Linked DNA regions of Homo sapiens: region 1 is linked to region 2. Evidence: read pairs that join two places in POLR2A ChIA-PET (ENCODE). Cell type or tissue: PC-3. All regions are shown on one strand.

Evidence for each region. ChIA-PET counts read pairs that join two places held together with the same protein. Peaks named below come from ENCODE experiments on the same cell type or tissue, not always from the same donor. Only the 100,000 strongest peaks of a DNase experiment are listed, where the experiment ranks them.
Region 1: POLR2A ChIA-PET joins it to region 2 with 5 read pairs; 2 of 35 experiments call an interaction of 5 or more read pairs at or near these places.

Annotation. Positions count from the first base shown.
Region 1 is chr7:157,093,831-157,096,330 of GRCh38, forward strand. No RefSeq gene overlaps it. Among named protein-coding and RNA genes, the nearest start is that of UBE3C, 44 kb to the right of the region's middle. In PC-3, no CTCF peak of the experiment used is centred here; no DNase peak of the experiment used is centred here.
Region 2 is chr7:156,902,429-156,904,928 of GRCh38, forward strand. It overlaps LOC102723795 (a long non-coding RNA gene), which reads left to right. Exons shown (of 4, transcript XR_928253.3): 3 at 877-1,076. Among named protein-coding and RNA genes, the nearest start is that of LMBR1, 10 kb to the left of the region's middle. In PC-3, no CTCF peak of the experiment used is centred here; a DNase peak (open chromatin) is centred at 1,283; H3K4me3 peaks cover 709 bases; H3K27ac peaks cover 390 bases.

The DNA of each region.
Region 1 (2,500 bases), 190 kb after region 2:
AAAAAAAAAAAAAAACCAAAAAACTGGGCGTGGTGGCATGCACCTGTAGTCTCAGCTATACTCAAGAGGCTGAGACAGGAGGATTTCTTGAGCCTGGGAGGTCAAGTCTGCAGTGAGCCATGGTTGTACCATTGTACTTCAACCTGGGCAACAGAGTAAAACCTATCTCAAAAAAAAAAAAAATTTAAAAACAGGCCAGGCACAGTGGCTCACACCTGTAATCCCAGCACTTTTGGAGGCCAAGGCGGGTAGATCACGAGGTCATGAGTTCGAGACCAGCCTGACCAACATGGTGAAACCCCGTTTCTACTAAAAATACAAAAATTAGCTGGGCGTGGTGGTACGCGCCTGTAATCCCAGCTATGCAAGAGGCCGAGGCAGGAGAATTGCTTGAACCTGGGAGGCGGAGGTTGCAGTGAGCTGAGATTGTACCACTGCACTGCAGTCTGGGCGACACAGCGAGTACTAGCCTCTGAGTTCTCAGGGAGGCTGATGAGAGTAGTGATAAACTCCTGCGCTTCCACTTGGCTGGCCTTGTGTTAATTAAACTCTTTCTTTACTGCAGTAACAATGTCTCAGTGAATTGGTTTCCTCTGCGCACTGGGGCAAGAAGAACCTGTCAAGCGATTACTTGAGGACCTTCCAAGACTCCCCTGTTGGCCGCCTCTTGGGTTTGTCCGGCCACTTCATGACAACCACGGCCATCTGGTGTCAGCGCATTCTGAAGAAGCCCCCGACTGGCCTCTGTGGTTTTTGTTGTTGTTGTTGTTGTTTTTTGTGGTTTTTTTTGGCAGACTCTTGCTCCATCGCCCAGGCTGGAGTGCAATGGTGCGATGTCAGCTCACTGCAACCTCTGCCTCCTGGGTTCAAGCGATTCTCCTGTCTCAGCCTCCTGAGTTGCTGGGAGTACAGGTGCACACCACCACACCCGGCTAATTTTTGTATTTTTAGTAGAGACGGGGTTTCATTTTGTTGGCCAGGCTGGTCTCGAACTCCTGACCTCAGGTGATCCACCTGCCTCGGCCTCCCAACGTGCTGGGATTATAGGCGTGAGCCACTGCACCCGGCCTTGTGGTTTGTTAAGTAAAAATTATTAGAGGCCATTGCTCTAGACTAAGCTCCTGCACTAGATCATGACATACCTGACTAAAAACCAACATGGAGTCACTCACACTAAAGTTCCAAGTCACCCAACAGAAACTGAGTTGCTATCTGGCCTTCTAAGAAATCACGAGAGAATGACACCAAATTTCCCAAACTGGCAGCTTCAGTGGGCCTGATAATGAATCAAATGTCGCCTGAAGAAACCTGAAACTCACCAGCTGGCTATTTTTCTGTTTCCCTGTTCCCACCATACAAGGAAAGTAACTTTGAAATGACCAATTCACTTTTTTTCTTTTTTTGAGACAGGGTCTTGCTCTTCTGCCCAGGCTGGAGTGCAGTGGTGCAATTACGGCTCACTGCAGCCTTGAACTCTGGGGCTCAAGTGATCCTCCTGCCTCAGCTTCCTGAGTCGCTGAGACCACAGGTGCACACCGCCACACCCAGCTGACCAATCTGATTTTTTGTTCTTTGTTTCTGCTTTCTTCAGCCCTTTTCTGTCTTTAAAACCAACTTCCTCTGTTTGGTTCATTTGAGCACTTATTTATTTTATTAATTTTTTTGACACAGAGTCTCGCTCTGTCGCCCAGGCTGGAGTGCAATGGCATGATCTCGGTTCACTGCAACCTCCGCCTCCCGGGTTCAAGCGATTCTCCTGCCTCAGCCTTCCAAGTAGCTGGGACTACAGGCACACACCACCACGCCAGCTAATGTTTGTATTTTTAGTAGAGACTAGGTTTTGCCGTGTTGGCCAGGCTGGTCTCGAACTCCTGACCTCAGGTTATCCACCCGCCTTGGCCTCCCAAAGTGCTGGGATTACAGGCTTGAGCCACCATGCCCAGCCTATTCTATTTTATTGAAAGAAGTGTTGCCAGATCCTAGAATTGCAAATAAAGCAATAGTTTAGATCTTCAAACTAAATCTGTTGTAACTTTGTCTTTTCACAGGTTTATTCAATTATGACCCTAAGACTGTCTGGAGCAACAAACAAGTGAATCTGAGATTGTCTAGTACGTTAATAACCGATCGCTTAATCCAAACGATCGCACTGTGGGTGGGTGTCCTCCGTTTGGCTTTCGACATTCTAGACTTTTTATTATTTTCATTTGAATCTACCTTTACAACGTACTCAATATCCTCAGCCACATCATCCAATGCTGGTACTTTCTTTTAAGTCTAAGAGAATGAAAATTTAATCTTGAAAATTATTTCAGCCTGTCTTAAGACCCCGACTTTGCTCTGAGGGTCCCCCAGGTTTCACCAGCTGTGGGCCAGGGTGCTGCCAGGTGCAGTGTTTGCTATGGCGATTGCACAGGGCAACTGTCACCTGGGGCTTGGTTTATGGGCTGCCACATGAGGCTCGTTCTGAGCAGGAAAGCACCACCCGTAGCCTGCTGTT
Region 2 (2,500 bases):
CCTCCTGAGTAGCTTGGACTAGAGGCACCTGCCAGCATGCCCAGCTAATTTTTTTTTTTTTTGTATTTTTAGTAGAGACGGGGTTTCACCATGTTGGCCAGGATGGTCTTGATCTCTTGACCTCATGATCTGCTGGCCTCGGCCTCCCAAAGTGCTGGGATAACAGGTGTGAGCCACCGTGCCCGGCCCAACATTTCTAAGGAATTCATGACAAACTTGTAACTTTTACACAGGGGATGAAAGACTAAAAGGATACTTAAAATGGAAGACAGGACCTTTACTTTGCAAAGAAATTCTGTGGCTGTCCTATCCATGAATCAAGATTTACAAGAACTAATCAGAGGAAATTGGTAGACACAAAACTGGAATTAGCTTGAGGAGAATTACAGGGTATCATGTGGAATTTAAGTCCACACATAAAAATAATATCACCCTCCTGAATCTTTCAGCCTTTTTCAATCTATCACCACTTCAACCTTCCGTGTCAGTCTCTGATTATTTTTTTTTTTTTTTGAGACGGAGTCTCGCTCTGTCGCTAGGCTGGAGTGCAGTGGCGTGATCTCAGCTCACGGCAACCTCCACCTCCGGGTTCACGCCATTCTCCTGCCTCAGCCTCCTGCGTAGCTGGGACTACAGGTGCCTGCCACCATGCCAGGCTAATTTTTTGTATTTTTAGTAGAGACGGAGTTTCACCATGTTAGCCAGGATGGTCTCGATCTCTTGACCTCGTGATCCGCCCGCCCCGGCCTCCCAAAGTGCTGGGATTACAGGCATGAGCCACCGCGCCCAGCCCAGTCTCTGATTTTAACAAGATTTCATCTTGGGACTAATGGTACAAATTTCACCCATCCCTAACTAACTCTCATTGAAATGTAGAGAAACAGATGATCAAGACTCTGCTAGCAGGAGAAAAAGAGAGAAAAGAGAGATGAAAAAGTCTTGTGTGACCAGAAGCTTATCAACCTTGTGTGCTGTTGGCTTACTTTAACATTTACAGCAGATGATAGAATTGTGTTCAGATGACACAATAAGGTATCAAATGACTTCACGAAAGCAAGACGGCACTGAACCCCAAGGTAAGAGATTGTACGGACATCATTTAAAGGTTTGTGTCCCCCCTTAAAGGTTTGTGTCCCCCTTTGGTAGTCCAGACATGAAAACGTCTAATCTGGGTGTGGCTCAGATACCACTCTGGAGTAGGCTAACTTTGTAACTCGAGCGCACAGAATGGCAGGAAGCAAAGCAACAGTCGGAGGAACAACCTGGGCCAACATGGCACGAGATCAAAGAGGAGAACAAGACGTGCTGAGCCCAGAGGGGGTGAGTCAGAGAGAGAAGAGGATGTTTTCTTTTGGTCACTGCAGACATAGGTTTTGTTGTGAGCACTACATTGTCTGAAAAGCCCCCATCCTAATTCTAGGTCTGCAAGCCAAGAAGATGGAGCAGGTTCTCGTGGGGCTCTGTCTCCAGAGACCTTGTGTGAGCTTGGTAATGAGAGGCCCAAAGCCAACATTTAGATAGTGCTGCTCCAGGAAAGGGAATTAAGGGCTTTAAAAATGGATGCTGAATTGCTTGAACCCGGGAGGCAGAGTTTGCAGTGAGCTGAGGTCACACCATTGCGCTCTGGCCTGGGCAACAAGAGCAAAATTCCGTCTGAAAAAAAAAAAGCGGATGCTGAGGCCAGGCTCACTGCAACCTCTGCCACCCGGGTTCAAATGATTCTCCTGCCTCAGCCTCCCAAGTAGCTGGGATTACAGACACCTGCCCCTACGTCTGACTAATTTTCTTGTAGTTTTAGTAGAGACAGGGTTTCACCATGTTGGTCAGGCTGGTCTTGAACTCCTGACCTCAGGTGATCCACCCACGTCAGCCTCCCAAAGTGCTGAGATTACAGGTATGAGCCACCACACCCAGCCTTAGGCATAGTGGCTCATGGTAGCTCATGCCTGTAATCCCAGCACTTTGGAAGGCCAAGGCAGGAGGATCGCTTGAGGCTAGGAGTTCCAGGCCAGCCTGGGCAACATAATGAGACCCCATCTCTACAACATAAAAATTAAAAAAAAAAAATAGCTGGATGTGGTGGCACATGCCTGTAGTCCCAGCCATTCAGGAAACTGAGGCTGGAGGTTGACTTGAGCCCAGCAGTTCAATACCACAGTGAGCTGTGATTGTGTCACTGCACTCCAGCCTAGGCGACAGAGCCAAACCCTATCTCTAAAAAAACAGAGAATGGATGCTGAACTTACACTTTTTTACACTAGCTCTTATTTTTATTTTTATTTATTTAGCTTTTTATTTTTATTTTTTTATTTTATTTATTTATTTTTTTGAGATGGAGTTTCACTCTTGTTGCCCAGGCTGGAGTGCAATGGCGGGATCTCAGCTCACTGCAACATCCGCCTCCCAGGTTCAAGCGATTCTCCTGCCTCAGCCTCTTGAGTAGCTGGGATAACAGGCACCTGCCACCACGCCCAGCTGATTTTTTGTATTTTTAGTAGAG